Regions from separate parts of the Homo sapiens genome. Here all the other regions are linked to region 1. A link is a contact called in ENCODE Hi-C or POLR2A ChIA-PET data. All regions are on one chromosome and are shown on one strand. The core of a region is the stretch at or near the end of the contact, and the rest is flanking DNA. Distances in the headings are between cores, read along the strand shown. Region 1 holds the start of ZHX3 (zinc fingers and homeoboxes 3). Region 2 holds the start of ZNF335 (zinc finger protein 335). Region 3 holds the start of RPN2 (ribophorin II).

What was found. A loop is a pair of places that touch in the nucleus more often than their neighbours do. ChIA-PET counts read pairs that join two places held with the same protein, here RNA polymerase II (POLR2A). Pooled maps may share reads with other maps.
Region 2: a map of naive thymus-derived CD4-positive, alpha-beta T cell shows a loop between it and region 1 (30-fold over the local background). The contact joins the promoter of ZNF335 here to the promoter of ZHX3 in region 1. A Hi-C loop is called at or near these places in 1 of 168 maps with a recorded cell type or tissue (naive thymus-derived CD4-positive, alpha-beta T cell) and 6 of 50 pooled maps. POLR2A ChIA-PET finds 5 or more read pairs at or near these places in 1 of 52 experiments (naive thymus-derived CD8-positive, alpha-beta T cell).
Region 3: a loop to region 1 is called in a pooled map, with 8 times the contacts of the local background. The contact joins the promoter of RPN2 here to the promoter of ZHX3 in region 1. A Hi-C loop is called at or near these places in 4 of 50 pooled maps. POLR2A ChIA-PET finds 5 or more read pairs at or near these places in 2 of 52 experiments (AG04449 and GM10248).

The regions. Positions count from the first base shown.
Region 1 is chr20:41,315,835-41,319,337 of GRCh38, reverse strand. It overlaps ZHX3 (zinc fingers and homeoboxes 3), which reads left to right and starts at 1,607. Exons shown (of 4, transcript NM_001384317.1): 1 at 1,607-1,829. RefSeq lists an enhancer at 1,178-1,227 and silencers at 1,338-1,787, 1,798-2,087.
Region 2 is chr20:45,970,250-45,973,752 of GRCh38, reverse strand. ZNF335 (zinc finger protein 335) reads left to right here and starts at 1,550. Exons shown (of 28, transcript NM_022095.4): 1 at 1,550-1,631; 2 at 2,293-2,543. The coding sequence starts at 2,343. RefSeq lists an enhancer at 929-1,148 and a silencer at 1,919-2,038.
Region 3 is chr20:37,177,502-37,181,004 of GRCh38, reverse strand. It overlaps RPN2 (ribophorin II), which reads right to left and starts at 1,675. Exons shown (of 17, transcript NM_002951.5): 1 at 1,636-1,675. The coding sequence starts at 1,648. It overlaps MROH8 (maestro heat like repeat family member 8), which reads left to right and starts at 1,457. Exons shown (of 25, transcript NM_152503.8): 1 at 1,457-1,616; 2 at 1,618-1,782. The coding sequence starts at 1,525. RefSeq lists a silencer at 1,400-1,449 and enhancers at 1,000-1,557, 1,570-1,619, 1,970-2,049, 1,558-2,117.

The DNA.
Region 1 (3,503 bases), core at 358-2,857:
AAATGAAAAAAATAGGTGGGCATGGTGGCGTGCACCTGTAGTCCTAGCTACCTGGGAGGCTGAGGTGGGAGGATTGCTTGAGTTTGGGAGGTTGAGGCTGCAGTGAGCTGTGATGGGGCCACTGCACTCTAACCTGGGAGACAGAGTGAGACTGTGTCCCACTCTCCACCCCACTGCCCCCATATTTTTTTTTTTTTGGCTTTTACTCTGAGATGGGAAACCTTCTGGGGGCTTTTGAGCTTAGGTTTCAACAGGATCCCTCTGGCTTCTGTGTTGAGAGAAGGCACCATGAGAGCACAGTGGAATCGTGGAGAACAGGCAGGAGGCTACTACAATATTCCAGGAAAGAGGAAAAGGGGTATTTTAAAGGTAGAGCTGACAGGCTTTTCTAATGGGTTGCATGTGGGATATGATAGGGAGAGTGGAGTCCAGGATGACTCCAATGGTTTGTCTGGAGTCATCAGAAGAATGGAGTTGACATGAACTGAGGTAGGGAAGGTTGTGAAAGGAGCAAGCTAAGGTGCCACGTATGGGTGTTTGACTATCGACTTGTTTACTTGGACACATCGCTCACACTTGTGTATATGCTCCCTGGTTTTCAGGATCTGAAGGTTCTAAAGTTACTTGAAGTTAAAGGCAGCCTTACTTATTGAACACCAAGCACTGTGCAGAAATCTTTATATGTGGTGTCATTTAACCCTTTTAATATTTCTACTGATTTACTCATGTTTCATTGCCCTTTTACAGTTGAGAGATTAACACGTCCAAAGTCACTCAGACAATTATTAACCTGCTAGATTAATGCAGATCTGGGATTCCCATCCAGGTGTGTCAAGACCGTAGAGCTCCTGCTGTTTACTAATCACTGGATTCTAAAGGTGGGAGCCACTTTCTGAGCATATTTGCTGCAGACTTGGTTCCATAACTAAAAAGGTGCCTGGATCATGTGACGAGAATTCAGGAAAGAACCCAACCCCATCCCAGGCATTACAGGTTATACAACAGCTATGAAGAAAGGACGGTATTAGTGGACTCGAGGAGGCTGACTGATGTTTGAAAGTTCAAGTACTTGAAGACTCAATGTTAAAACAGTGATCAAGAGTTAGTTTTTTTGTTATTATTCTTAAGAAAACAGAAAATATTAAAAATTGCAGTGAACCCTTGGTTGGATAAAAGACCACTCCTAGTCGACGCTTGTTGGGAAACACTGGAATTGGAGGAGTGGGGGCAGACAGGAGCGAGAGCCCCTGCCAGCCTACACACACATCCTTTTGAAAGTGTAACCTGGTGTGACCTTCTTTAAGTGGTCCTCTGGAAAGAGCAGGATATGGAGTACAAAAGCCAGGAACCTCTGGGACCGCAGCATCCGCCCCCAGCGCCTCCTTCCCCGTCTTCTTCAGCCTCCACACGGTGGGGCGGGGAGGAGGGGGGAGGAGGAGTGCTGGCGCATGCGCCGGGGGCAAGGTCCGCTCCCCGCGACGTCAGGGGGCTCGCACCCGCTCGAAAGCCCCGCCCCGCGGCCGCCAGAGGCGACCTGGGCGGACTGGGGGGCCTGGGCCACGCCCCCAGCCGAGTCGAGCAAGGCCGAGGGGAGCCGTGCAAGGCCGAGCAGAGCCGAGCGCCTCCGAGAGCGGCCGAGCCCAGCCGAGCGGCCCGGAGTCGGTTGGTGCAGCTGCGTCCCCGCCGCTCAGCAGTCCGCGGCTCCGGCGTCGCCGCCGCCGCCGCCTCTGCGGGGCCTGCGCCGGCCGCCCGCCCGGCCGCGGGGAGGGAGGCCCGCAGCGCGGGAAGAGCGGCCCGGTCGCGGGCGCCGCCACCGCCGCCGCTGCCAGGTGAGCGCCCGCCACGGCCAGCCGGCCCCGCGTGCCCCCGCGGCTGTCAGTCCCCGGTGTCTGTATCTCTCTCTGCCTGTCAGACCCTGTGTCTGCGCGAGCTCCTTCCCGCCACGCCTGGCCCGCGGCCGGCCCGCAGTCTCAGTCAGCCCCCTCCCGCCGGCTGCCCCTGGTCTTTCTGTCAGCCGCCAGCACCCCCATGCTGAGAGGCTCCGCCCCTTCCCCCCGGAGCCCCGCCCTCCGCCATCTGTCATCACCCCCCGGGCTCCAGGAGCGGGCGTCCAGGGGTCCTAGGGGTCAGGGTAGCCCCGCGTGCCACCATCGTAGAAGGCGCAAAAGGGGGTGGTAGAGGGGAAGCGGGGGCGTTCGCGCAGGCCCGCCTGACCGTGTGAGAGTGCATGCCCGAGTGTGCGTTCCGCGTGTGCACCCGAGAGCCGCCTGCGTCCACGCCCGAGGGCCCTTGCACTCTGCTGGGATGTGGCAGCCCATGCCCCCGGTGTAAAGAGCGTCAGCTCGACCAGTGAAGGCGGCAGAGCCAGGACTCGAACCACTCGGGGTACAGTAGCACCCTGAATCTTGGGACCCTTGTCTGCCCACGCGAAAACACTACACGTGGGCCCCAGGTCCTCGGATTCCCTGAGTGGCGTGTGAGTGGAGTTTGGAGCTTGTTAAGCCTTCCCAGTTTGGGATTTTCATTCAGGGAAGCCTGTTGGAAGTGATTGAGGAGTGGATGGGATGTAGGACTTAGGTGGGGAGTGTTTGAGGGCTTGAGTCATTTTGAGTTGCATGGTTTACATTTCTGAGCAGTGATTGCCCTGGGCTTGTGCCCTGCGAGAAACTTATGTGACTTGGGGTGGGGGAGTGAGGTAGGAAGGAATGCTCCTTTCTGTTTTTATCTATGTGAACACATAGTATATATTTATCCAGATATCCTAAATGTTTATTCATGAGGCGTCCACACGTCCTTAATTTAAAAAAGGATTACAGTAGTTTCCATTTATACACGTTCTTGTGTGTTGTTATCTCAATGCTCTTTATTTGTGGTAACTTAGTATTGCAATATTTCAAAACTAAGAGAAAATGCATCCTAAAACAATTGGTATTTTGCCGGATAATTCTGAACCACGGAGAAGGAGCCAAAAGCGCACTTCATTAGCTGGAACAACTTATTCGAGCTTAATTTGTTTCTAAGAGACATACAGTGGAAAAATCCAGAAGCGCAAAATAGTATCAAAGACACATAGAAAATGAATGAAAAGGGCCCTTCTGTTGCTGCCTTGGAAAGATGGTATCAAAGTTGCTGTAGAGGACAGAGCCACTATGTAATGATCAACATATTAACCAAGTTGGTTTTGTGACCTTGATACATTGAGCGGGGCTTGATTTGTGCAGTGGTTCATGACAGGCAAACATTGCATGGGAAGTGTGGTAATTTTTGGAAAAAAATGTTCCCCATGTTGTTTTGGTTTTTGGTTTTGAGTTTGTTTTTTTTTTTTTCATATTGAAGTAAGATTTCAGACAAGGGAAGTCTCATGGTGGAGTGCTTTTTTCTTTTTAAAGATAACATTAAAAATTACCAAAGTAATTCATGTTTAAGGCAGAAAACTTGAAAAACAAAGAAAAGCATTGCAAACAAAACAAAACAAAAAAAACCCCATAATCCCACAAACCATA
Region 2 (3,503 bases), core at 301-2,800, 4.7 Mb before region 1:
CCTTAGGACTTTTTGTTTGTTTGTTTGAGACAAGAGTTTCCGCTGTTGTTCCCCAGGCTGGAAGGCAATGGCGTGATCTCGGCTCACCGCAACCTCTGCCTCCCGGGTTCAAGCTATTGTCCTGGCTCAGCCTCCTGAATAGCTGGGATTACGGCATGCGCCACCACGCCCAGCTGCTTTTGTATTTTTCGTACAGATGGGGTTTCTCCATGTTGATCAGGCTGGTCTCAAACTCCCAACCTCAGGTGATCCGCCCGACTCAGCTTCCCAAAGTGCTGAGATTACAGGCGTGAGCCACCGCGCCCAGCCTGCTTAGGAGTTTTTTTGAGATTTTTTTCCCCCAAAATTTGTATCTTTCAATTAAGGAAAATAGCCTATGGAACTACAGAGACTTAGGGACAAAAACCAGAGCGCCTTACTCCCTCTTGTGCTCTTCCACTGCAAACTGCTAAAAGTCTTAAAACAGAAGGTGACATTTCCGGAGGAAGGACATACCTTAAGGGCAGCTGACTTTTAATTAAAATTTTTTTTCTTTCTCCACTTTTAAAGGATAGGTAGTTGACTTGTATTTATTTATTTTTTGAAAGAGGGTCTCGCTCTGTCGCCCAGGCTGAAGTGCAGTGGTGTGATCACGGTTCGCTGCAGCCTCAACCTCCCAGACTCAAGCGATCCTCCCACCTCAGCCTCCCGAGCAACTGGGATTATAGGCACGCGCCACCATGCCTGGCTAATTTTTCTTTTTTTTCTTTTTTTTGTAGAGATGGGGTCTCGCTCTTTTGCCCAGGCTGGTTTGGAACTCCTGGGATCAAGCGATTCTCCTGCCTTGGCGTCCCAAAGTGTTGGAATTACAGGCGTGACTCACAGCGCCCGGCCTCAGCTCTATTAATGTTAACAAATATGTATACAAACCTAAGGGACAAGCATTAACTTCTTTCCATTTCCCCGACTCCTGCCATCCGTACTTAGCTCCTGAGTCCCTTTATTGGATGTGATTTTGGACCAGCCCTTCCCATACCCAGACCTCAGTTTCCCTATCTGTACAATAATTATACATTCCCTTCCCAACAAAACACATCAAACCTAACGGGCAGAGCTCGATTGGGTTGCAGCAGCGCGCTAAGTAATAAGTAATGAGTCAGGTAAAATGACTGACAACATGAATTCCTCTTTGGCCAAGCCAAAGTCGCCCGCGGCCACACGCTCTTCCGGGCTGTTGTAGGAGGGGCGCGGCCAAGCCACCGGGAGCCACGCCCCCCACTGGGAGCCACGCCCCAAGAGAGCGGGGCGCGCATTCGCCGCGCCCAACCCTGCGGCCTAGGGAAGGGACCAGAATGACGTCACAACCACTTCCTACGTAACACTCCGCCGAGATAAAGTAGTCCCCAAACCATAGTGGGCTCAGTGCCAAACACCGGGCGACGTATAAAGTCCCAGAGTCTGTTGAGACCCGATTATGGTTTTGAGGCCTCGGAGCGACCTTCCGGAACACTGAAAATGTGTCTTTCCCGGGGCCAGCGGGGGAAGTAGTTCCGGCCTACAATAGGCCGATGGGTTCCTCCGCAGCGGAGGAAAGAGGATGGCGACCTCGTCGATGCCGGAGTCAGAGAGGAACGTGGCTACGAAAGCCTCGGGTGAGCTTCGGGTAGAGTTAGGCGGCCCCACCGTACCCTGCCGTGGAGTGAGGTCACACTGCGGGGATACCCGGAGGCGAGGTCCCAGGCCGGCGGGGCTGTCCGAACAGGGCCCCGGGGTCCCAGGCCCTTTAGTCGCTCTCGCACTTGCCTGAGCGGAAACCCGGCGCCACCACAAGATGGCGTCGGGCCTGGAGCACAGGCAGCGCCGGGGACAGCCCCAAATCGCCAGGCCCCGAGACCGTCGCTGTCAGCCGCCTCCGCAGGGGAACCGGGGGGGAGCGAACCACTGACCCAGGGGGCCAGCGGGCTGTACCACCGGCCCTGCAACCCGGGGGGACGCGGGGGCCGAAGGGCTGAACCACTGGGCCCGGATGGGGCTCACAGAGCGGAACGCTCCACGAGAATCGTGGGGGCGAGGGAAAGGGTCAAGATTACCAGCCATTGACCACCCTCCCGGGAAGGGCCTTAGCCTGGGAAGCACAGCTTCTCCGTCAAGTTTTTCCCGAGCTCCCCTCGCAATACACCAGGAAGCTCCGCCCCGTCGGAGACTCAATCTTCGCATCTGCAAAATGGGCGCAGGGGTGCAAATGGGTGGCCGTGGTTGCCGGGGCTGGGGAGATGGCCCACTTGTTCCAGCCACGGTCACCTCTCTTCTCAGAGTGAAGTTCCCAGACCCTACGCCCCGCTGTCAGGCAGCCCGCCGATCAGATGGAGGAGAACGAGGTGGAGAGCAGCAGCGACGCGGCCCCTGGGCCTGGCCGGCCCGAGGAGCCCTCTGAGAGCGGCCTGGGTGTGGGCACCTCAGAAGCCGTGTCCGCCGACAGCAGCGACGCCGCGGCCGCCCCGGGGCAGGCAGAGGCCGATGACTCTGGCGTGGGGCAAAGCTCGGACCGCGGCAGCCGTTCTCAGGTATGGACCCGGCTGGACGGCGTGGGTGGAGGCAAGGACCGCGAGCAGCAGTGCCTGACAGCCAAGAGGAAACAAGGCTTGTTTGTAGCTAATACTTGGTGTTTCTGGTTTACTGTGAGCCAGGCACCAAGCCAAACCCCTAAAATGGATTTTCTCATTTGAGCTTCATACCTTCTAAGACACATACCATTTTTTCCCACATCTTATAGAAAAGGATGCCGAGGTACAGAGTGCAGACAGAGCCAGGATTCAAATCTAGGCTGTGGTCTTAGCTACTATACTACCCACAGTCCTCACACTTTGAGAGGCAGATGTCTAGGCCAGGAGTGGTAGCTCATCGCCTGTAATCCCAGCACTTTGGAAGGCTGAGGTGGGAGGATCACTTGAGCCCAGGAGTTGGAGACCAGCTTGGGCAAATAGCGAGACCTCATCTCTACAAAAAAAAAAAAAAAAACGCAAGTGCCCTGGGTTAAGACTGGGTCCTGCCTCCAGTTTACTGGGAGACCTCTTTGAGCCTCAGTATCCCGGCTAAAGTAAAGCAGAAATACTTGCTTTCAAGGGTGCTTGATTGTGAGCTCCCACCAGACATCCTCTTGCAAACATTTTGTAAACCATCTCCTCCTGGCTGTGCCACTTCCTAGCCGTGTGATCTTGAGCAAGCTACCCAACATCTAGCTCTGTTTCCTCGTCTGTAAAGTGGGAATGGTAAATATACCTGCCTCATAGAGTTTTTGTGAGGATGAAATGAATTAACATATGCAAAGCTAATAATTAAAACAGTGCTCAGCACATTGTAAGCACTCAGTAAGTATTAGCCATTCTTATATGCAAGATAATGGTCATATTCAGTATATCACGTGATAGAAGTACACAGCAGTGGTCATCACTTTGGGGTCCTGGGGTTTCATTAGTTCAGCAGAGATGGGGGCCTACCATGTGCTCAGCGTGTGCTGGGCCCTG
Region 3 (3,503 bases), core at 426-2,925, 4.1 Mb after region 1:
CCCGCCTCAGCCTCCCAAAGTGCTGGGATTACAGGCGTGAGCTACCGCACCCGGCTGGAGACCACTGGAAAGTTCTAAGCAGAGGAGTGATTTGACTTACACTCTAATGGTATTACTGTGTTGAGAATAAACAATACTGTGTGGAGAACAGACCATGCAGGTGCAAGGACAGAGCAGGGGACACCAGTTGGGAGACTACCGCCATAATCCAAGCCAGAAGATGATGGTGGCCCAAACCAGGGCAACAGCAGTGAACATGATGAGAAGTGATGAGAGTTAGTCTGGCTAGAATTCAAAGTCAAAGCCTATCAGAAACTGCTAATGGACAGAAAGACCTAAGAGAGAGCGGAGTCAAGATACTAATGCTGAATCCCCAATGCCTTGTGCACAGGCGGGTACCCAATATATGAAGATCTAGTGAATGGCTGCGACTAGCATTTTCCCACCTAGACCGTAAATTCCCCTAAAACAGCACCTGTGTCAGAATCCTAATCTTCTCACTCCATGTTAACGAGAGCAGTAACTTTTCTGACTAAAAGTTGAGCACTTAATATGTTAGGTATGCCCACGCTATGCTGTGCTTTGCACACACCAAATCATTAAATCCTCACAACATCTAAGCAAGGTGGCTATTTTCTGCATTTCACAGACCAGGAAAGTAAGGCTCAGAAGTAGTTACCTGCCCTAGGACACATCACTGAAAATCAAACTTCAGGCAATTTGAATCCAAAGTCTGCTTTTAACCACTTTACTATCCTGAACTTCTCAAATAATGAAACGGTGAGCCACTGACTCATTCATGTGTCACCCTGGGCAAGTAAGTTCCCTTCCGTGGGATTCCAACTTCTCATCTGTCAAATGGTAGTAACAAGAGTACATGCTTCCAAAGTTACGATGAGGCTACATGAAATTCCACCCTGCACAGCGTCTACTCAGTAACTTCCAATGCAGTTAACTTAGTTCTTACCTAGGGCCATGCACTGTTCTAAACTAAGCACGAAGATTATTTCACTTAATAAAGCAACTCAACGAGGCAGATAACGTGACTAATTTGACTAACTTATTTTACAGATGAGAAACTGAGGTGTAGAGGGGTTAAGTAACCTGCTTTGGGTTACACAATGAATACGTGGCCGACTGCAAGTTTGCACCTAGAGTGTCACTTGAGAACTTATGCTCCAGGCTCCCAGAGAGAAGTGAGGGTTTTCTTTGCCCCTTTCACTGAATGGGAAACTACAGCACAAAGAAGGACAATCTGCCCAAAACCTCACACGGAGTAAGGGGCAGCGCCGGGACCAGAACCTTAGGCCGCCTGGCCCAGAAGCCCGCGCGAGTGAAATGAATGAGGCCAGACCTAGGCTAAGCGCGTCCGCGGTCCCCACGGCTGAGCCTCGGGGCGACCCGTAGCTCCGCGCTGCACCCCTCCCCCAGGCACCAACCCCGCCAGGTCGCGGGCACTCCCACCAGCTCGCAGCCCTCCTTCGGACCCTCGATCCGAGAGCGCCCCAGCCAGAGCTTGTGCCCATGCCCCTGTCCCGCAGGGGAAGGGGATCCCGCCTGGCCGGCTCTCGAGCGGCGACTAGTAACCTCCCGCGGGCGACAGCCCTCTCCCCAAAGCCACGCGCAACTCCTCACCCGGCGGCGCCATTCCTCCGAGCAGGTCCCGCCGGAGTCCGAGCCGCGGGCTGACTTCCGCTCGGGAAAGTGGCTCCAAGAGCCCGCCACAGGGGACGCCAGGGACTCGCGGCAGGCTCTGCGGGCCAGGATGAGTTCTAAGCACAGGTCAGTGTCCGCGGCCCCGCTGAGCTTCGACGCTTCCAGCAGCCGCGGCCGGGATCCCAGTCCTCCCGCTCACAGGGCCTTGCAGTTCCCGAGGACAGACCCGCCTCTCCCCCGCGCCCAGGCCCACTTGGAACCGACCGTCTCGCAACGCTCCTATTCCGGGAGCTACCGGGACGCGGTTGGGCCAGGCCTCGGGGTGGGCCCGAGACGGGGCCGCTTCTGATTGGCCTGTCTGCTGTCACTCACTCGTCTTTCTGCTGCCCGGCCCATTTTAAAGGAACAGGAAGGGTCTCGTCGGGAGGGGATAGCTTAGAAGGGATTTTTTTTTCCTCTTTAGAAAATTGTGGCAGTTTCTGGCCGGGCGCAGTGGCTCACGCCTGTAATCCCAGAACTTTGGGAGGCCGAGGCGGGCGGATTACCTGAGGTGAGGAGTTCGAGATCAGCCTGGGCAACACGGTGAAACCCCGTCTCTACTAAAAATACAAAATTAGCCGGGCGTGGTCACACATGCCTGTAATCCCAGCTACTCGGGAGCCTGAGGCAGGAGAATCGCTTGGACCTGGGAGGCGGAGGATGCGGTGAGCCAAGATCGCGCCATTGCACTCCAGCCTGGGCAACGAGTAAATCTCCGTCTCACCAAAAAAAAAAGAAAAAGAAAATTATGTCAGTTTTTTCCAAAGATTATCAGTGGGGTTGTTAATAACTGACCTACGAGTGACGTTTTATCTGATTTGCAGAGCAATGCAGTGACTCATAGAGAACATATTAGGCCAGTTTTACAGGCTCAACATGGAGGTGGCTCATCCAGGAACACCGCTCTAATAACTAGCGCCAACTACTGAATGTTTACAGTATAACCCGACACTGTGCCGAACGCTCTACAAGCATTATTTCTTTTCTTTCCTTTTTTATTGATACGGGATCTTGCTCTGTCGCCCAGGCTGGAGTGCAGTGGTGCGATCACAGCTTACTGCAGCCTCGACATCCTGGGCTCAAGCAATCTTCCCTCCCGCCTCAGCCTCCGGAGTAGCTGGGACTGCTGCCTTGCGACACCACGCCCAGCTAATCTTTAAAATTATTTTTGGTAGATACCGCGTCTCGCTTTGTTGCCCAGGCTGGTCTGGAACTCGGGCTCAAAGGATCCTTCGGCCTTAGCCTCCCAAAGTGCTGAGATTACAGGCTAATCCCATTTTAAAGAGAAGGAAACAGATTTGAACCTAGGCAGCTGACTCCAGAATCTGTGCTTTTAACTACAGTTTTATGAACATATAAAGTATGCACAATATAACTCTTATTAACGTTATTATTGTCCCAAATGTTATCCCGCATGGGAGAGAGTCAGTTCTTTCTGTGTCTGTTATGATAGCCACTAGCCTTATGTGGATATTTAAATTTGAATTTAAATGGATTAAAATTAAGTAAAATTTAAAATTCAGTCTCTCATTTGTACTAGCCACATTTCAAGTGCTCAGTAGCCACAGATAACTAGTGGATATCAGATTGGACCACTCAAAATTATAGGACATCTTCATTATTGCAGAAAGTTCCATTGGGCAGTGCTGATGTAGAATATATAAAGAATTCTCCCAGCTCAAGAATAAGACAACCAACCAGTGGTGTGCTGGAGCTGTCTCATACTATCTTGAGAGTCCATTGTTAAATTTGCAGTAATTTTGCAAATTGGTTAAATACAGCCATTTAGAAAATTATATCAATTTAGG